Regions from separate parts of the Homo sapiens genome. Here region 1 is linked to region 2. The links are chromatin loops, found by intact Hi-C in ENCODE. Cell type or tissue: heart right ventricle. All regions are shown on one strand. Each heading gives the region's core, and the rest is flanking DNA. Links, peaks and the distances in the headings are about the cores only. Region 1 has its middle 150 kb from the start of MIR3125. Region 2 has its middle 82 kb from the start of MIR3125.

The links. Peaks named below come from ENCODE experiments on the same cell type or tissue, not always from the same donor. Only the 100,000 strongest peaks of a DNase experiment are listed, where the experiment ranks them.
Region 1: it touches region 2 in a loop (3.0-fold over the local background); 8 of 110 quality-filtered maps call a loop at or near these places.

Annotation. Positions count from the first base shown.
Region 1 is chr2:12,879,126-12,890,132 of GRCh38, reverse strand. No RefSeq gene overlaps it. Among named protein-coding and RNA genes, the nearest start is that of MIR3125, 150 kb to the right of the region's middle. In heart right ventricle, for the core only: no CTCF peak of the experiment used is centred there; a DNase peak (open chromatin) is centred at 5,142; H3K27ac peaks cover 2,131 bases.
Region 2 is chr2:12,814,039-12,825,045 of GRCh38, reverse strand. No RefSeq gene overlaps it. Among named protein-coding and RNA genes, the nearest start is that of MIR3125, 82 kb to the right of the region's middle. RefSeq lists an enhancer at 7,540-8,739. In heart right ventricle, for the core only: no CTCF peak of the experiment used is centred there; a DNase peak (open chromatin) is centred at 5,755; H3K27ac peaks cover 7,699 bases.

The sequences.
Region 1 (11,007 bases), core at 1,159-9,158, 65 kb before region 2:
TCTTCCCCACTAACACCAATAGCTTTCTTTGGTCCCCAAACTTGTAAATATTAAATTCTCCATTCAAGCTCAAATAACCCTGCAGCTCCTTTCCACCCCACACAACCCTTCCCTCACTTTCACCTTCTCATTAACTCTCCTTTGTTCTATCAAAAAGCTCAGGAAGAGTTCAGTTTTTTGAAAGTCCTGTTGTTTCTCTTTGAATCCTATCTCACCTCCTTTTTTATTAAAATCCGCATCATGGGGCTGAGCATGGTGGTTCATACCTATAATCCCGGCACTTTGGGCAGTAGAAATGGAAGGATCATTTAAGGAGTTTGAGACCAGCCTGGGCAACAAGGCAAGAACCAGTATCTACAAAAATTTTTTAAAAATTAGCCTAGCCCATTAATGTGGTGTGTGCCTATAGCCCCAGTTACTCAGGAGGCTGAGGCAGGAGGACCACTTGAGCCCTAGAGTTCATGGCTGCTGTGAGCTATGGTCATGCCACTGCCCTCCAGCCTGGACAACAGAATGAGACCCTGTCTCAAAGAAAAAAGTCTACATTGTGAAATAAACAAAAACAGCGGAAGAATATCTGCCTCAGGGAAAAAAAGAAAGGCTTTGATTAGAGATTAAGATGGGTTCAAATGTTGTTCTTGCCACTAGTTATCTGGGTAACTTTGGGCACATGAATCATTCGCATGTGACGGTCATTACCTGGAATTATGCAGTGGACAGACAACCTGTGCTACCATGGACCCTGCCTCTGAGCCATGGTTCCATATTCATAAAATGGGGGATGCTTTCTGACTCATGAAATTATGAGAGAAATATGTCTAGTGTGAAAATTTTCTGATAATGGTAAAGCAAATTTAATTAGAAATGTTAATAAAAATTGCAATAAAATCAGTAACTTTACCTTTGATAGCTTGTTTTGTGTTCTACAAAGATATGAACACATCATATGGCACAAAAATGCAAAGACATCATCCAGTCCAATACCCTCTTTGATTCTTTGTCCTGAACTAGGTTGTTCAATAAAGGAACTTAAAAGCATTCTTTTTTTTTTTTTTTTTTTCCGACAGAGTCTCACTCTGTTGCCCAGACTGGAGTGCAATGATGCAATCTCGGCTTGCTGCTATCTCCGCCTCCCAGGTTCAAGCAATTCTCCTGCTTCAGCCTCGCGAGTAGCTGGGACTACAGGCATGCACTGCCACACCGGGCTAATTTTTTGTATTTTTAGTAGAGACGGGGTTTCACCATGTTGGCCAGGCTGGTCTCAAACTCCTGACCTCAGGCGATGGACCTGCCTCGGCCTCCCAAAGTGCTGAGATTACAGGGATGAGCCACCATGCTCGACCAAAAGCTTTCTGAGTAACTTGTGTCAATGTTTCTTTTGTTAACAATTAATTGATTCTCTAGGGTGAATCTTAGTATCCCATTCTACTACCTAAAATTTGGTTCAGACTTTATTTGAATGCAGGGCCCACATCGTAGCCTAACATTGAGTTGAAGAGAGTGAGGGGCCTGGGGCTTTACAGAAAGAGTAGTGGTTCCCTCTGCACATACTCTGTCAAACTGGATTCTTTTCAACAAATTTTTACAATTGCAATTGACATAAAGAAATCCAAGCCTATGATGACAAGATGTTAGAAAATGCAGTGTGTAATTTGTAACTGAGACACTGACAGTTAGCTCCCAAAATACAGAGAGAGGGTCATCAAGATGTGGCACATTTTGGGGTCTTCTCTCTCACCAATCACAGATTCAGGGCCCCTGATACAATGGACTAGTCCTCTGTCGCCAGGCTTTCCTCACTTTCATGTTGGTTGTTATTGGAACAAATTAGTCTTCTCCCTTCTTCCCTTTCAAGGAGGCTTCTCAATCTGCTTTGCAGACACAGAGTTTGCTTTTTCCTGTGGTGCTCACCCTTTAATTTGTCCTGATGTGTCTCTTCCTACCTTAAATGCAGTACGGGTATAATTTGGATCTATGCTCTTGTACCTTCCAAAACTCCCCTGGGAGCAACTTAGCACATTTCCTGCATGGTGTAAGAGCTCTGAAAATGCTAGATGCTAGTATTAATATTATCAAATGGCTCAAGAGAGCAAAGAGGAGGCCACAAAGTCTCTAATGAGCTGGCCTCAAAAGTCACACACTGTCATCTCTATCACACACTCTTGGTCACACAACCAGCTCTGATTCATTGTGTAAGGAAATTATCTAAACGTGTAAATACCAGGAGGCAAACATCATTTGGGAGTACATGGAGGCTGCCGACTACATATATTTTCATGCTTTTTAAATTGGCATCTAAAATATTCTTCACAAATACAAATAGTTGTAAATGGTATACTTCTGTGTGTATATTATTTAAGTACATAGTTATGTTAATATAGATTATGTACATATAAACCTATTTTAATGAAACTCTTATATCTGTAATTTAATTTTAGTATATGGAAGATGCCCACCATAAAGCCAATTGAAAATGAAATTTGACCCCATTTAAAAAATTAAAATAAATATATTGATATCCATTGTTATCATAATACACTTCTGAATTCTTATTCTAACAAAAAGAAAGAGAAAGAAAGAGACACAGAGAGACAGTGATGAGAAAGAGAGAGGAAGCTGTCGGGCCTTGCTGGGAGTCTGTTACCTGGATTCAATAAGCCTAGTATTTTTTATGGATGCCATCTTTACTTTGTCCTAGAAGGATGCTTCCTTCAGAGAGATGCGTGTTCCACTTATGTTATAATATTCTTTTGTTGGAATATTTTTACACTTTGGACCAATGCACCATGCAAAGATTCAGAATGGGCATATTTTGATTGCAGTCGAAGGACAATTATCAAAGGCGTGTGGGATAAGAGAACAGGTAGACCCCAGGTATCCTCCTAGGCAGGTCAGTTTTAGGAAAGAGCACCTATGGGTGTCATGGGTCTAAACATTGATAAGCTGAAATCTATCCTTGCCCTCACGTCCTCAGAAGGTGTTTGAGTACCTACCCTCAGTGGTACACATTTCCTCAGTTAGGATACCTCAGCTTAAATGACTTAATACAAGTTTAACATGAAGATTGTATGGCATGTATTCATTAAGTATCTATCAGAGAATTCTAATTCCTGAGAGCAAAGTTCTTATACAACTGCCTGTTCTAGTGCAAATAAGGGCTTCTTTAACATGGGCTTCTATATCCTTGATGATGAGAACCATGTACTCCATGCCTATATTGCCCCAGGGCTTAATTCAGTGCTATCAGAAATAGGACACTGATGGACATTGAGTAGCATAATGCTACCATTCCTTCTCCATACCCTCATACATCCAGGGCCAACATCACTGATGTGGCCTCAGAATTCTTCACAACACAAAGTCCCAGGTGACCCTCCTAATCTACTAACTTAACACATCAATTAGGCCCTATTTCCCATCTTAGTGGCCAATCCATTGCTGTAATGTTAATAAATGCTGTAACAGCTTGCATGACAATCTCTAACTTCGCATGCCTAAAAGTCTCATAAAGATCACAGTATCACATTGCTGCATTCTATTGTCTGGAGAAAGTCATAAGAGCAGACCAACCCCAAGGGATAGAAAATTGTGTCACTGCTTTAAGGGCGCTGCTGCAAACTCACCTTGCAAAGGACATGGATACAAAGAGGAGGAAATTTTTGGCCAACCTTTGCAACCTACCATACATATTTTTGGCACAGGTAGCATTCTACTGTTTGGTTCCTCACCCCCAACCAGGCTGGACTTCTCAGTTAGTATTGTTTGAGAGAGCTATATGTCAGGCCACAGCATAAATGGTTGAGATTTGAAGATGAATGATATAAACCTCCAAATATCTTCAAGGGGTTCACAATATAAGTAAATAATGAGCCAGTTCAGTTCAAATGCATTGAGCAATAGCTCTGTAACATCTGCTCTACCTGGCAATAGAGGGACAGAGAGGAGTGAGACCCCACCTCTCATCTGGAGAAACTCAGAGAAGAAAGGAAAGAAATAAAGAAGGATTTTGCTCTTCTGTAACAAAGCATGTCACAGAAGCCGTTGGCATTTTTGAAGGCTGAGATTTCCTTATTCACACATTGCCTTCTTTAAGAAAAGACACACAGTATATATAGGGTTTGTAGGGAAGAGAGGAAAGCGAGAACATGAGTGTATACTGGAGGACTCCTCTCACTTACCCGCTGATGAAATGGGCTTTCTGTACTGAGCCTCTCCATCTCTGTGCACATGAGAATGTATGGACAGGACATTGGAAGAAGAAATAGTCTGTATCCTGAGATGCTGGGGGCCACTAGGAAATTCAGCAGAACTATCCCGCCCCGCCCCCAGCCTTGATTGTTAGGCCCTTCTGAGGGTCTATAAATAGCACTGTTTATAACAGATATCTATAAATATACCTGTTATAAAATTGCAAACATCAACTTTTGTCTGCCATATATGCTCACATTCATTGATGGTCTGCAGCAGATAATTATTGTAAATTAGGCATTATTGAATTTGAGAACTGCAAAGGAAACACTATTTCTTGAGTTGAACTATGCAAACAATACATCCTTACATCAGGGCACAGAGGCACTGTGGACTGATCATCAGCTCACCCTTCAAGGACACAAAAAGGAACAATCCCTGAGCTTCAATTTCCTCAACTGTAAAGCAAGAGGTGTGAGAGTCAGATTGGAGTCTCTGGGACCTCTCGTCCTTCCCTCAGCTTCTACTTCCCTTTTATTCTACATCATTAGTGAAAATTCCAAATGTCACCTATCAGTGGGACTGTTCCCATCTTTTTAAAAGCCTTTGAAGTCAGGTGTTATGTCAGTATTGCTCATAGTTTGTTAGGAGCATTCATCTAGCATAGTGTTTCGTAGATAGAGAGGGTGAAATAAATCATTAAAGAAGGAATGCATAAATGACTGGAGGTGACAAGCAACACTAGGATGGGAGATGGTGATTTGGCAGGATTCAGACCTTCAGCTGACAGTGTGAATCATGCAAGTCCTGCTTCTTGCCAGCAATGTCCCAATGTCAGCAGAAGACAAACCCGAGCAGTGACATGACTCCCATGACCCATTCCTTCTTGAAATATCAGCCAGGCCACTTCCTCCAATCACATGGGATAGGCGCTGGGGTTGGGCTCCTCTCACATTCTTAGGAATGCAAGCTCTTGTCTTCCCAGGGACCCTCAAATATATGCCACATTGCTAATGTCCTCCAGGGAACGGCTATGGGAACAACCTCGGGCCTTGCAGGAAGGAAGAAGGTTCAGGGAAGGCCGTGACTCACAGTTATTTTAAGCTCAAGTTCTCTCAGTTCAAGCAGAGGTCACACTTCTTTCTTGGAGGCAGAGGAGCCCCAAACCTGGTGTGGGCTTTAATAGAAAGAACCGCCATCTTGGGCTTTTAAGAAGGTGGCCTCTGCCCCTGTTTCCCAGCCCTGACTCCAGTGATGTCCTTGAGCTAGTGTCTTCTCTTCAGTGAATTTTGGTATTTCAATCTTTAAAATTCATCTACTTAAAAATATTAATTAAGAACCTACTACATGCCTGGAATAGTACTGGGTGTTAAAGATAAGGCTGTTAAAAGGAAAAAAAAAATCTGCTCCTAGGAAAAGTTTATTTTAGTGGGAGGAGACAAATAATAAGCAAATAAAAATATAGTATGGCAGGTGATGGTATATGCAGAAACAATAAAGCAGAGTTTGAAAAAGAATGCTGTATGGTGGCTCGTGCCTATAATCCCAGCACTTTGGGAGGCCAAGGCAGGAGGGTCACTTGAGGCCAGGAGTTCCAGACCAACCTTGACAACATAGTAAGACCCTTTCTTTATAAAAATAAAAAATAAAATAGGTGGCGTTAGGGGTAAGGGAAAGACATGCAAGGACTTTGGTGTTTTATATAGTCAGGTCAGGAAACGTTATTGGCATAGTGATGTGAAGGCTGTGAGGGAGTAAGCTAGGGAGATATGCAGAGGGAGGGAGCTAGAATGAGAGGCAGGGGAAGTGCATTCCAGGAAGTACACAGACTCCCAAGGCAGGAGCATGGTGGGGTGTTCAAGGAACAGAAAGCAAGTCAGCAGGCTGGAGAGGGACAAACCAGGAGAGGAGCCCCTGTGAGTCACAGTCAAGATGTGGCATTTTCTTCTGAGTGAGATGGCATGAAAGCCATGGGGGATTTTGGACAGCAGAATATAATAGACTACTGGGTCAAAGCAGAGAGATCAATTAAGAGAAGTAGGCAGATTCAGGTATTTGACAGGATGTGCTCATCAATTTAACATGGAGTTGAGAGAAAGAACAAAATTAAGTTTAACTTCAAGGTTTGGGGCCTGAGCAAATGAACAAAATATATATGAGATGTACTGGAACATTTGCACATATTGTTTTTGAGAAGTCTTTTATAAACTCAAATAGCCATGCTGGAGAGATAGTTGGATATCTAAATCCGGAGAACAGAAGGAAGTCCTTGTCTAGTCATGAAACCTTTCAGAATCAGGATATCTTGCCTGAACCACAACACACAGAAAATGACTTGCGTGACTATTTTCCCAGTTCTCCCAAGTATTATACATAAATTTAGTACCAAATGCATAGAAGTTAATTCTTCCCATGCAATGTGTGCCTTACAGTGATGGTTCTCGAGGTATAGCCCAGTACCCAGCAGCATGACATCACCTGGAACTTAATGAAAATGCAGATGCTTAGGTTCCACCACAAACTTCCTGAATCAGAAACGGGGGGGCAAGAAGTATGTAACCAAGCCCTCCAATTGATTTAGACCCCTGAATTAATGCCTAGGACACTGGTGCTTAATTTCTTTTGGAACCTGAATGAGGAAACCGAGAAACTATAAAATGATGTGATTTGGTTTAGTGATACTCTGTAAAAGTCATTTCATCTACTGTACCTTCTTACAGGGCAAGAGACTTAAATATGTCATGGGCTTTCATGTACGGTACATCTCTAATCAGCTTTGTGCTTCCAAATGTGCACTTTAATGTTGGCTTGTCCAGCCACATTGTCAATGGCAAAGACATAAATTACAACTGAGGTTAGCACTGGAGAAGGTGACTTGAAATATAGTCATAAGTATAATAGTAAAAAGAACTCATAATCTAAATTTTTTTTTAGAACTAATATACTCTATCATGAATTTGTCCATTGGTGAGTACATCCTTGGAGAAGCATGAAACACAGCTTTAAGCCACGAGTCTTGAATATTTTACACTAGTCTACAAATCATTTCCATTCTTAAGGGAATGATTTTAACCGAATCGGAGTATAAAATTCATTCATTCAGTTGGTATACATATGCTATATGCTAAATGCAAGGAAGGAAGGGAGGGAGGGAGGAAGGAAGGAAGGAAGGAAGGAAGGAAAGAAAAAAAAGGGAAGGGAAGGGAAGGAAGGGGAAGGGAGGAGAGGGGAGGGGAGAGGAGGGGAGGGAAGGGAAGAGAAGGGAAGGGGGAGGGAATTATCTAAGTCCCGAATTGCCTTAGTGTGATTAGGTTTAGCAACTAGGCGTTATCAAAGCTCACTGCTGTGTGTTTCAACTCCAGCTTCCACAGATTCTAGCTGTTTTAACCTCCTGCAAAGTGTTTGGCTTCAATAGGTTTTGGTTTGCTTCATCTGACTAATGAGAATAATGATAATATCTACTAACAATGAAGCTAAAACTTTCAGAGGGAACACAGTGAGCCATCATTAAAATGTTACATCTTTATAGGGCCATTTGTCTTGACATTGGTCATATTTGTAATTGCATATACATATTGTACTTTTACAAATGTATCATTCACAGTGGATAGGAACAACTCTAGAGTTTACAATCTTTTTATCAGGCATATCTGGAACAATATCTAGAACTTACTATGCATTCAATAAATAGGTTTCAGATAATGAATACAAGAGTAAACAGGAACCCTGACTTACAGCATAGGACTACAGGACTGGGGAGAGAATCATGCTACAACTGCAGTCGAGGTATGTGCGAAGCGCCATCTGGCTTTGAACTTACTAAAGTGTTTGGATTTTTGAACTGCACCTCTTCAAGAATCTGTTTCCTCTTAATTGGGAGTACCTAAGCCTAAGCCGTATTAGCCAATAGTTCGTAGTTATGCTTTTCACAACTTTCCAAGCGTGTTCATTGAAAATCAGGATGTAACTGAAGAGCACACGAACAGCAACAATTAAGACTTTATGAGTAACAGAAAAGCCAACTAAGAGCGACTCTGACCTAAGGGCCTTTCTTTTTACGTAAAAATACCTCTTCACTTACCCAGAAATCCAAAAGTAGCAGTCTAAGGATTGTTCCAGCATCTTGATGGTATTATAGAAGAACACATGACTTATCCCTCCACTCTGCCATCCACAGGTTCTTGACGTCAGCTTTCAGGTCATTTGCTTCCTCCTGGATACAAAATAACCATTTCAGCTCTCTGCATTAGGTGTTCCTTCAGCCTGATTTTTAATTGTATTATTTTAAACGTAATTTATACAGAAAAAGCACATAAAGACTAAATAAAGAACATAACAAAGACAATGTAACCACCACCCAAGCCAAGAAATAAACATTGCCAAAACACTTTACGCTATGGGTCTCTTCCGGTCCTCCTTCAGGACATAATCATGGTCCTAGTTTATGGAAACCCTTTGCTTGTGTCTCTTTAGAGATTTACCACTTATGTGGACATGGCTAAATGGTATGGCTTTGTAGTTTCCTCCGGTTTTATACCTCATTTAAATGGAATTATATTATATGTATGCTTTTGTAAACTGCTTGGTTTATTCAGCATTTATTTGGTAATTTTCACACATTTCATTTTGTAGAGTTGTAAGATAATCATTTTCATTACTGTATAGAATTTTATTTTAAGCATATACCACAGTCTGACTGGACTGTGTCTTGTTTGGGGCTGTTATAAAAAACAAAAAACCAACAACAAAAACAAATCGCCACTATGAGCATTCTTGTAACTTGCAGGTGATATTCTTCATCATGCTAAGGAACTTCTCTTCTGCACCTAATTTGTTAGAAGATTTATTTATTTATTTACTTAGAGAGGGAGTCTCTCTCTGTCGCCCAGGCTGGAGTGCAGTGGCGCCATCTCGGCTCACTGCAAGCTCCGCCTCCTGGGTTCACTCCATTCTCCTGCCTCCGCCTCCCGAGCAGCTGGGACTACAGGCACCCACCACCGCGCCTGGCTAATCTTTTGTATATTTAGTAGAGACGGTGTTTCATCGTGTTAGCCAGGATGGTCTTGATCTCCTGACCTCGTGATCCACCCGCCTCAGCCTCCCAAAGTGCTGGGATTACAGGAGTGAGCCACCGTGCCCAGCGAGAAGATTTTTTTTTATAAATCTTGAATAAATATTAAATTTTATCTAATACATTTTACTGCCTCAAGATGATTATATAGTTCTTCATTATTTATTAATATAGTAAATTAGATTACTGACTTGCTACCTTTCAAAACACTTTGCATTCCTGTGTTAAACCCAATGTGATCATAATTCGCATCTTTTTAAATTTATTTGACGTCAAATTCAGCTTGCTGATTTGTTAACAATTTTTCATCTCATGAGTGAGGTTTGCAGTAAATTTACTTTCTTCTAATGTTCTCATTAGGTTGTGTATTATGGTTATGCTTTCCTGATAAAATTAACTAAGGAGTGATTCTTCTTTTTCTGTTCCCTAGAAGTTTACATTTGATTTCCATGTTACTTGAATGTAAAGCCAACTGAGGTTCGACTTTTCTTTTGGGGGTTTTTAACCATTAATTTAATTTGTTTAATGATATAAACCTATTTAGGTTTTTCTATTTTTCGTGCACACTTTTGGCAAGTCCCTCACCCCACATACACTTCAATATTAAAAAGAAATATTTAAATGCATTGGCATAAAGTTGTTTGGAGTACCATCTTATTAACTTTTCAGTGTCTACAGGCTCTGTAGTAACGTTCTTTGTTTATTTACAACTTTGGTAATTTGTACTTCCTTTTTTCTAAATCAGCCTCTGAGAATATTTTAAACTTTAATATTTTTGTTTAGTTTTGTTTTCGAATAACAAAGGTTATCGGCACAACCTTTCTCAATTTGAAATCCATGAGAGAATTAACTCCTACAGAGCATGATGTGAGTGGCCCTTTTCTCAGTTCTCCCAAGGATGGTACAGAGCTTTTAGCACTCCAGACGTACAGGGAAAAAAAGTTAACTCATCACATACAGCAGATGCCTTAGGACAGAGGTCAGCACACAAAGGCCCCTGGCTTGGACATCTGGCTCATCATCTGTTTTGTAAATAAAGATTTATTGGAAACATAAGATTCCACACTCAAATGCAAGGTTCCCTAATATAAAATCCAGCAAAAGTCAGAGGTTGCAAACAGGGGCCTGGGTTGTATTTTGTTTGGCTAACACATGGTTTCAAATACAGCAGCTTAAAAATTAGGGAAAAAATAAAGGTTTATTGAAACACAGCCATGATCATTTATTTACACACTGCCTGTATGGTTTCCACAGCATTTTCACACTGCAAGAGCAGAGTTGCATGGTTGTAACAGAGACCAAAGGCCTTATGGCCTGAAAGCCTAAAATACTTACTGTCTGGCCCTTTACAATAAAAGTTTGGTAGGTTTTCGCCTAGAAGAAAACCTAGGCAATACCATTCAGGACATAGGCTTGGGCAAAGACTTCATGACTAAAACACCAAAAGCAATGGCAACAAAAGCCAAAATTGACAAATGGGATCTAATTAAACTAAAGAGCTTCTGCACAGCAAAAGAAACTATCATCAGAGTGAACAGGCAACCTACAGAATGGGAGAAAAATTTTGCAATGTATCCATCTGACAAAGGGCTAATATTCAGAATCTACAAGGAACTTAAACACATTTACAAGAAAAAAAAACAACCTCATCAAAAAGTGGGCGAAGGATATGAATAGACATTTCTCAAAAGAAGACATTTATGTGGCCAACAAACATATGAAAAAAAGCTCATCATCACTGGTCATTA
Region 2 (11,007 bases), core at 1,345-9,344:
ACTTGGAGATTCCGGCTGGCTTGAGGAATGGATGACCAACAAGTTTTGAACAAAGCAATCCCACTTCCTCTCTGTAGTGTCCATTTGAGCTAGACAAAATGCTCCTTTTGCCAGAGATGACTCCCTGGTCTACGCTGGCTGCTTGGAAAAGCCCTCTCAGACAGCCGCGGTAAATCACTAGGCAGCCACTCTCTGCAAGCCCCATGGCAGCCACGGTGCAAAGAGTGATTTATCAGGCAGCTTCCAACACAGCTTAATTTTTGGAGGCAGGCAAAAGATGCCAAAAGGCTTTCAAAGCTGAGCCAGAATCCCCCAAAAGAAGGAAGCAGGAGAGACACTTTGAGGAGGGGCCCAACCAGCTGCTGGAGCATCTGTGGCGGCGAGTAACTCCTCCAGGGAGCTGGGAGCTGGCATCTGGCAACCTTTCTTCCCTCCTTCTGTGTCTGTGTTCAGAAATGGAAATCCTGGGGCGGTCCAATCAGGAGACAAGAATGCTCCCTCCCTCTCCCCTCCCTGGAAACCCCTCCCCCTTCATGCTTCCTTAGACAGGAAACTAAATTGCTGGGATGGGCCACCCTAATTGCTACTCTTTTAATAACTTGGTTCACTCCTTGAAGTTTGTGTAAACATCTTGGAATTCCTGTAGTTAAGGCAAGGAGGAGAAGCATATGACTTGCAGGACAGCCCCTCTACTGCAATGAACTGGCTTCTGAGGAGTCAGAGAAGAATGAGTCAATCAACACGGCCCCTCTGGAGAAGGTCCCCTTCCTCTCCACAGCCCCCAGAAGGTCCTGGAACTTAGCTTCACAGGTGTCCACCGGACTTCCCCCGCCGCCTGCACCTAGGAGACTATGTGTTGTCCTCTCCCTCCTAACTACCTGGATGCACTCCTAGGATGCTCACACACTCCTCACCTGCACTGGCAGAGCACCACAAATGCAGCCCAATATTCCACCTTTTCCTTCACATCATGATCCTGGAAAGGACCCATAGAGGTTATTTCATTGCATAAATAAGAATTCTGAGAGCACCCAGAGAAGTTAAGAGATTTGCCCAGAACAGCTCAGCAAGGTGTTGTCAGAGCAAAGACCCCAGGACTGGCCTCATCACCCAGCCAGGCCTCACGGTGAGGCACTCGCCTGCTCTCCTAGAGAGTGCTGGACTTTTCCATAGCTGCCAATCAGGTTTCGGATCTGGGATTTTCAGAGCCAGCCTTTCTCCGTGGCATCAAGGAAGGCTTTTATATCTTCCTCCATATGGAGTGAACAAGTGAAAAGAACTATTTGAAAACCAACAGAGTAGGAGGGGGCTGGGAAAGACACATGACTTCATCGGGTGCCATCTATTTCTTTCAACTCCTGTCCTTTTTGTACAATTGTTTTGTTTTATGGGGGTTTAGGAATTCAGACGCTGTGGTTTATTAGAAGCTCAAATAATTTGATGCAAGGGTAGGTAAGAGGTCTGAGAGGTGTTTGCTGCTTGGTAGCAGAAACAAGACGTTTTCTATTTTTCCTGTTATAGAAAAACAAACCTTCTAAATTCCCCTCTCCATGAGGGGACTGGGCTGGGGTTAGACAGGCTGTCCTGACAGCAACACAGCCAATGTCAGGGCACAGAGGCTCTTCCAGCCCTGTGAGAGGCACTGAGCAACAAGAGAGAGAGGCATTGCCAACTCCGAAAAGACCAAGTACAGCAGGTCCTTGAATAATGTCATTTTGTTTATTATAATATTGATGAGAAAAAAAAAATCAATTCCTCATCAGGACCACTGTCTCTGTGGAGTCTGCATGTTCTCCCACGTCTGCGTGGGTTTTCTCCGGGTACTTCGGTTTCCCTCCACATCCCAAAGATGTGCACCTGAGGTGGGGATTGGTGTGTCTGCGTGGTCCTAGTGTGAGTGCGTGTGGGGGTGTGTGTGAGTATGCCCCGCAATGGGAGGGTGTCCTGTCCAGGGCTGCTTTCCATCCTGAGCCCTGTTTCCAGGACAGGTTCTGGCCAGTCATGAACCTAAACTGAAATTAGTGGGTAAATAATTCTCTTACTTGTTTTTGTTTATCTTTCTTAAACATATGCATAGCTCACATTTATTTTCATGTTTAATATGGACATGCGTTGGCCTTTATTTACAAGTCGGTGATGTTTTTGTGACCAGAAATAAATCATAGAAATTTAATTCTTATTTATATCAATTAACCCATGGGAAAATTGGTTTCAGTGTAAGTGGTTGAGCTTAAAGTCTCAGTTTCCAAGAGCCTATTGACGAGGGTAAGGTATATCTTCTAAAAAACTAATGCTGAACACTTTAAGTCCCAAGAACTGTTTCGATGAGAATTTTAATTCAATTTCAGCCAGCGTCTAAGTGTTGTTACACATTTTTCTGTCTTCTTAAATAACACCACATTTTATTTTTGGTGTGGGGTCATCTTAGAAAATAATAAATATTTATCGAGGAGTTCACTATAAATATAAATATTCTCAGGTTTTTGGACACTTTTATGTTTTGTGACCTTATAACATTTTTGCTACAAAATGACATTTTTGTATTCATCAAAAATACTTTAATAGGAAGAGAGAAAGCACAGAGTAGTAGTGGAAAACTACACTAGGATTGCAAGCATTGGCTTCCAATGCCAGCAGTTCTGGATATCATAAGGGCTCAGTGTACAGGAACCAATCCAAAGGGGTCAGTAGCAGTTTCAGAGCAAGATCCCAGACTCAGGTGGAACTGGGTTTGGGATGAAAGCACATCAGGAACCAGAAAAAATAATTTTTTCAGTAGGTCTTGGGCACCACCAGGTGTCTGCAGATATCTTCAAGGGCTGACAGGTAAGTTGGTCTTTGGTGAGTGGAGTTATCTGAAATGGCCAGTGGCAGCAGGGATCAACTCAAGAAGGCAACTTCTCAGTGAAGCGACGTGTTATGGGGCAAGAGATTTAGCATAGTAAGTAAGGCATGGTTAGTATTATTTTAATATAGAGAATGTTGGCAGAGACTGTCTTAACTCTGAGATGTTCAGGTTCAAAACATTCTGGGACATTAGCCATGAAAACTAGAACTGGGTTCTAAGGACAGAAAATGAAGGGTGAGGAAACCTAAATAGAGTAGGATGGTGGGTAAGGAGGCTGAGCTGATCATGACAGTCACCCCAGCAGGGTATGACCAATGTCCAACTCACAAAAGATGTGGTTTCAGAACATGTCAGTCCTAGATGGGTGGGGGAGGATGATGGTAAAGGTGCCCATCTGAAGGCTGGTGCGTCCTAAAGGATTAGAAATGACTTAGTGTTAAGAAAATGACTAATGCTTCAGACTTTGCAGGCAGGCAGGACCCTGGGTTTGAATTCTGCCCATGTCATTTTTCATACAGGCAGAATTCAAACCCAGGAACCTGTCTTATGATCTCAGGTGCGTTATCTAAATTCTCTAAGTCACGATTTTCTCATCCAGAAAATTAATATCTATTCCATCTAAAAGGGATGAGTTTAAAGACTGGTCACCATTGTGTTTGTGTGAAGTGATGTAAGAAGAAGGAGGAAGGGCAGGAGGTGGAGGAGAAGGAAGGCGGAAGAGGCAGGATGGTATAGCTGTGGCAGTGGAGTAGGTGGATTGGGTCTACATGGTACCAAGGCTCAACCTAGGTAGGGAAGTGACACAGTGAATGTCAGCAGGACACATTTCAGGCCACCTTCACACCTCATCCTCAGGGTAGAAATTCTAAGATACTTTCTCTTCCAGCTCAGGATTGGCTCAAGAACTCTGTGCAGTAAAAGATGAATCCAACTGCAAGGTAGAGGCAGACAATGTTTACAATGTAGATATTTTACTGATAAAATAAAGCATGGAGACATGTGATTAGCCTTAATTTAATACTCAGGGCATTTATGTATCTCTGTAATATTATAAGAACATATTGAAAAAAAGTATAAGTCTTACTGCAAGTGTTGAATGCTAAATAGATTTAAGGAAGAGGTTGACATACCCTTGCTATACAGAACTCATCTTTTAAAATATTGTTTCTACATTTCAAGCCTTTATTTGACAGTTGTCACAGGAAGTAGTAGAGGAGTAGATGTTATTTGTAAGGAAAATCAGGACTTTTAACTTAGTAGTTATGATTGTTTAATAATAAACCTGTTGTCTTTGTTAATTATGCTGTGGTCATGTAAAATTTACCCTGCATTTCTTTCATATTGTCAAAGTTCCATAGAGGGCATAGGAGGAAAGGGTGATTTTACCAAAATGAAATTAGCTTTTGTATTCATCTGCACCTGGAAGAGCTCCTGGCACATAACAAAGAGAGAATACAGTACAAAGAGAACAGACTTGGAGGTCAGACAGACCTGTTTCCATCCCAGCTTCATGCTGACCTACCAACTTACTGACTGTGTGGCTTGGGGCCAGTTGCTTGACCTCTCTGAACTTGATTTTCATATATGTAAAATAAGACAATAAAACATCCTGAGAATGTGTAAGATATGAATCATTTTGCTTCCAATGCCTACCATTGAGTCTGGCAAACAATATTCAATAAGTGGTTCATTATTCAATATGAATTTGTTTAAGTGAACCAGGTGTATTTTCTAGAAAATTAATGCGGATTAATCCCTTTAAGTTCCAAGAAGAGTTTCCATGAGAATTTTAATTCAATATCAAACAGTGTCTAAGTGTTGTTACATAATTTTCTGTCTTCTTAAACAACACCACATTTTCTTTATGGTGCAGGGTCATCTTGCAAAATAATAAATATTTATGGAGGAGTTCACTATAAATATAAATAATCTCAGGGTTTTGGACACTTATGTTTTGTGACTTTATGACATTTTAGCTCCAACATTACATTTTTATATTCATACACGAATACTTTACTGAGTAAGAAGAGAGGAAACACAGTGTATTAGTGAAAAACTAGACTGAGAGTTGCAAGCATTGGCTTCCAATGCCATGCATTCCGTATGTCATATTCTCATCTAGAAAGAAAAAAAGAAAGTACACAGAAATATCTAGAAAAGACCTTTCTGTTGTTCCTATATTCTGTTTTGTTTATGTACGTCATTTTTCTCTCTGAAGCATTTTACTGGCCACCCTGAGGAATTCAGAGCCAGTGTCTCAAAGGAGGCCAAATGATAGCCAGGGTTTTTCTTGTGAAGCAATTAAGGCAAAGCCAGTTGCAAGAATGTGATGTGGGTTTTTGTGTAGAAAGAGGAAGTATGTGGGCAATTTGCTTGTTTGGTTATCAAAAACAAAATGTTCCAGGTTGTTGCATATTAAATAGAGGAGTCTCGTCTACTTAATCTTCAGTCTAAAAGACCCCTCCCATACAAAACCACCACAGACACTGGTTCTAATCAGCATTTTCTTCTTTGATAGGAAAACAATCAAGGCACTTTTCTCTAACATTAAACTGATATAAAGATTTGAACAAAAAGCAAGGATTTAAGTAAAAATAAAAGCAAAATGAAAGAAAGGTAACGAGGACACAAATTCAGAGAGAAAGACCTAGTGACAGAGACAGAAGAGCAGAAAAGGAAAAACAAACAAACAAACAAACAAACAAAACCAAAGGAAGGCAGATCCAGAGTACAACTGAAAGAGACCTTGACTATTTTCAAATTAAGCCTGTCTTTTTTCCCATAATAACAGTTACTTCATATCCTCTCAAAGTTGGCATGTTTCTCTTGGGAAGATAAATCCTCTCTGGCAAGCTCGCCACATTCAAGCTGAAGCAGGAAGCCCCAGTCATCATTGCATTATGCAATCCTGTGTCCGGCCAATAATTGCCTATCTGACATGCTAGCCTCCCACATTCCTGAGATTCATCTAGAACAGCCAGATTAGATTAGTGTGTATTTTCAGCTAGCCGACATCACCCTTAGCTGATGTGTCTCCTTTTGTCAGCCAAGGCTCTCCTGTTTTGCTCTACCCTATCCAATTTGTCCATACCCAGAGCAGCAAGTTCTTCCTATGGAAAGAAGGAAAGACAGATCTTTAGAGAGGACAGGCTTTATCCCAAGCCCCTATTACCAAAAAGTGTGGTATGGTGAAACTCCATGGTCAAGAAGCAACTGAAGGCAGTAAGAAAAATCTGGGTGACCAATTCGTCATTCCAGCTTAAGAATACACAACTGACATCATGTAGTACAAAGAACACAAGTGAAAGTTTAGAAAAATGAGGCTTGAGCCCTGTGTCAGCCACCCACTTGCTGTGTGATTCGAGATGTTTCTTCACTTTTCTAAGCCTCAGTCTCTTCATCCTTAAGTTAGACACAATAATAGATACTTCATCGGGTTATTGAAATGATCAAATGAGATGATGTGACCCTTGGACCATATTTTCCCATCAATAAATGCTATTGATGTGTGCTGGATATTTGTCAAGCATTGCCTCAATGTTTGTGTTTCCAGTCCTGTGTTCTGTGATAGCGTTTAGCGTAGTGTGCTGTAACTGTGTATGCACGCTCTTCTAACATAGTAGCAGTGCGTGCCTTCATCCGGAGCCTACCAGAGGGTATGAAAATCAGGCAATCAGGCATTTGCATTGAATATCGAAGAAAAAGAAAAAAGAAGAGAGGGCGAATTAAACAAGGAGAAAGGAAGGAAGGAAGAAAGGGAAGGAGAGAGGGAGGGAGGGACGGAGGCTGGGAGGGAAGGAGGGAGGGAGGACGGAGGGAGAAGGGAAGGAAGGAAGGAAAACCCATGATTAAGCAGTCAGCCAAACTAGGGTTAGAGTAAATGGATTAACCTTCAACACTTGATTCTCCCCTACTCTCTATAGACCACACTACTCTAACCAGCTGAGCTTCCTCACTGAACAGCATCTGCCATTCTATTTCTGTCACCATGCTTTTATTCATGTGGCCCCCATGCCTGGGATATTCTCCATCCTCATCACTAGCTCTTCCAAAGTTCCTCATCTTACAATAGTTGGCACTGTGGCTTCTTTGGGGGAGCCCCTCTTGACTACTCTAGGCCACACAATGACTAATTTCAATGATTCCACTTTTTAGTCTATTTCATGGCCGAATCATCTCTGCCCAGGACGTTATTCTGTAAGTCCTACTACTAGAGTTCTGAGAAGAATGTTCTTGGCATGACCTATACTCTTCAGTCTTGGGAGGCTGGAGTCCTTGTCTGGCCAGTGGTTCATAGAACTGGGCCTCAAATACGTGTTAAGTCATCCAGATGTTTATACAGAGGAGATAGATTTTTCTGTCAATGGAATCAACAGTTAACACCCGCACTGAGACACCATGTTGCAAGATGCACCTCTAGTGAAGACAGAGAATTGTAAGTGCTTCCTGGACTTCAGATTGGGTTACCCAGCACTGGCCTTGCCTCAGGCCCTGCCTTAGGAAATAGCATTTCTGCCTCAGCCCTGTGTGTAAGGAGGGTAGAACTGCTGTAACTAAGTACCACAAATCGGATAGCTTCAAACAACAAAAATCTAGTCTCTTACAGTTCTGGAGGCCGGAAGTCTAAAATCATGGTATCCATGGACCATGCTCCCTCTGAAACCTGTGGGGGATCCTTCCTCACCTCTTCCTAGATTCTGGTGGTTTGCTGGAAACGTCTGGCATCCCTTGGCTTTTAGCTGCATCATGCTCGTCCTCCAGTACTCACGTGGCATTCTCCCTGTGTGTCTCTAACATGGATGTCTTCACATGGACGTTTTCTTATGAAGACAGCAGTCATATTGGGTACAGAGCCTGTCCTACTATGACATGAACTCGTGAACTAATTATACCTGCAACAACCCTATTTCTAAATAAGATCACATTTGGAGGTACTGGGAGTTAGGGCTTCGATATATCTTTTTGAAAGGGAACACAATTCAATCTGTAACTCACTGAATTGTACACCAAAGCCAAGAAGGCCAAGAGGTAAGGAAACAAACATCAGAACCACAAGAGAGGAACAGAGGGTGGAGTGACTTCAGAGAGGCCAAGAAGTTACTGTCAATGGTTTTTAGGACTCATTTTGATTGGTCTCCTGCTGAGTGGTGAGGCCTGATTCAAGGGCACAGAAAGAGAGCACCAGTGAAGTGTCTTGTAATAAACAAATGCCTGTTGAAGGCCGTCTTTGAGCTACACACTGTGACCACAGTGACCTGGCAGTGTAAAGTGTGTGTTTAATGCCTCAGAGCCTCACAGAATAAGGTGAGGGGAGAATAGTGGAAGGAGAGATGACTATCAACTCTCATTAGCCCTGTGGGAGGTGAAAACTAGAAAGATTGTCTCGTATGAGTAATAAATATGGAAAATTGAATGAAGTCAACCTCTCTATAAAAATAATTTATTAATTACCCTGCCTTTAGAGTCTCACTTTACTGAGTCCTACAATTTGCAAATTAACTATTGGCCCAACTTGGCCTATTGAAGGGATAATGAGTATTAAAGAGAACCTGGTCTCTGAAGTTCGTGGATGAATCATGATGATTATCAGTGACTCACAACCCTTGCATCTTCAAAAGGCTTCCCCTGATGCACCAGTGGAGGACTCAGTCCTCAGCTTTTGAAGTGGAGTTTGGCAGTAAAGGTGGGACTTGGGGCTCCTGGTGGGGCCACCAAGGGAGAAGGTCTTGAGGAATGTGGGTGGGAGGAGCATGGCATCCACAGCTTCAGCTCCTGCATTTGATATTTATTAGGGACAACTTGATGAAGGGCACTCTGGGAATGTTCTTCTAGGACCAAGAAGAGAAACACTTGATGGCCTTTAAAATATGTGCCTTTAACTGCCTTCCCTGAGGCCAGGTGGCTGTGCCAGGGTTTAGCAGCACTTTGATCCCACTTCTGTGTTCAGAGTCCTCAGAGCTCTGGTTCAGGGTCATCAAATTCATTCCAAAAGTGACGTATTCCATAAATGAGGAATTAGTTGTCAGTAACTAGGTCATTGACAATGAGTTATTGAGTGTCTTGAGAACTGCAGCTAGCAGATGAAAACATTAACAGAATTCCTTTTCCTTCCTCTAATAAAGACCACTGATATCAGGGGACACAGGGTGAGGGATCCCTGGAGGTAAAAGAAGAAATTGTCCTAAAAAATGTATAACTAGCAAATGCAACTAAAACCCACATCAATGGATGTGAGCACAAGAGAACTGCTTTTTGGTTATCAGGGGCACAGTTTGGCAACACAATAACAACAGTTACCATTTACTGAGCACCCAGGATGTCTCAGTTTCTTACCAGATATTTTGCAGATTCAACTCTGAAAGGCTGATATTATTATCTTCAAAGTTTACTTGTTTTAAACATGAAGATCCTGGGCTTACATTGGCGACATAACTTTCTCCAAGTCACACTCAATACAATTGCCAGAGCTGTGATATGAAACCACCTCTATGTCACCCCTAAGCTCTGTAGTCTGAGGGAGGAGGAATTACTTTGAGTTCTACTTGATATGAATTTGAATAGGTCTTCCCCACAGAGCAAGTTCTCAGCATGTATTTATTGAAAATTGAATGATCCACTTTGCAGCCAGGTAACAGTGCTGAGCCATTTCTGGTGGGATGACAGAAGGGATACATGCCCACCTGCTTCCAAGAGCAACTTTATGCCCCAGAGCACATGCCAGAGCTGCTCTTGACACGTTTCAAGAGGTTTTGCAGGTCCAGGACACTGCTGTGCTATAAATCAGCAACTGGTTTACCCTTTCCAACAATGATTGCTGAATTTGAAGCTCAAATGTATATAATTATCATCCTTAATACATGGGCTTTGCACTCCTACAAGGTTTTCCATCTTCAAAGTGTCTTATGAACATTAACTAATTAATCTAGGCTGCACATTGTGCCAAGGCCCAGAGGGCTTAAACTGCTCAGATCTGGGATGGTCCCTGTTGATGGTAATTACACGGAACACATTGGGTACTCTTTCACTTAATATATATTGGTGCAGTGTGTCATCACAATGCCATCATCCCCACTACAGACATTGCCCAGTGGCTGGCCCTATGGGTTAGGCCTATACTTGGGGCTACAAAGAAACAAAAGCCAGAGGCCCTTGTCCAAGCAAATGATGCACTGGTAGCTAGCAAACGCATAGTGCTTTACAATAAGAAATAAGGCTTCCGGACTGGCAAGGTGGCTCATGCCTGTAATCCCAGCACTTTGGGAGGCTGAGGCATGCGGATCACCTGAGGTCAGGAGTTTGAGAACAGCCTGACCAACATGGAGAAACCCTGTCTCTACTAAAAATACAAAATTAACTGGGCGTGGTGGTGCATGCCTGTAATCCCAGCTACTCGGGAGGCTGAGACAGGAGAATCACTTGAACCCAAGAGGCAGAGGTTACGGTGAGCCAAGATCGTGCCATTGCACTCCAGCCTGGGCAACAAGAACGAAACTCTCCGTTTCAAAAATAAATAAATAAATAAATAATAATTTAAAAAAAATAAGGCTTCCCATGAATTTATTTGTTCAAATAGGTCTGTTTTCTTTCTTTTCTTTTCTTTTTTTTTTTTTTTTTTTGAGACGAAGTCTCGCTCTTGTTCCCCAGGCTGGAGTGCAATGGAGCCATCTCGGCTCACTGCAACTTCCGCCTCCCAGGTTCAAGCGATTCTCCTGCCTCAGCCTCTCGAGTAGCTGGGATTACAGGCACCTGCCACCAAGCCCGGCTAATTTTTGTATTTTTAGTAGAGATGGGGTTTCACCATGTTGGCCAGGCTGGTCTCGAACTCCTGACCTCAGGTGGTCCGCCCACCTCGGCCTCCTAAAGTGTTGGGATTACAGGCATGAGCCACCGCGCCCAGCCCATTGGTCTGTTTTCTATCACTGCAGATTAGTTTGCATTTTCTAGGACATAATAAAAATGGATTCATATACAGTCATGTGCTGTATAATAATGTTTTAGTGAAGGATGGACTGCATGTAAGACGGTGGTCCCATCAAATTATACTGCTGTGCTTTTTTTACTGTGTCTTTTCTATGTTTAGATACACAAATACAGTGAGGCATTGCTTAAAAATGGGGATATGTTCTGAGAATTGCTTCCTTGAGTAGACATTATAGTGT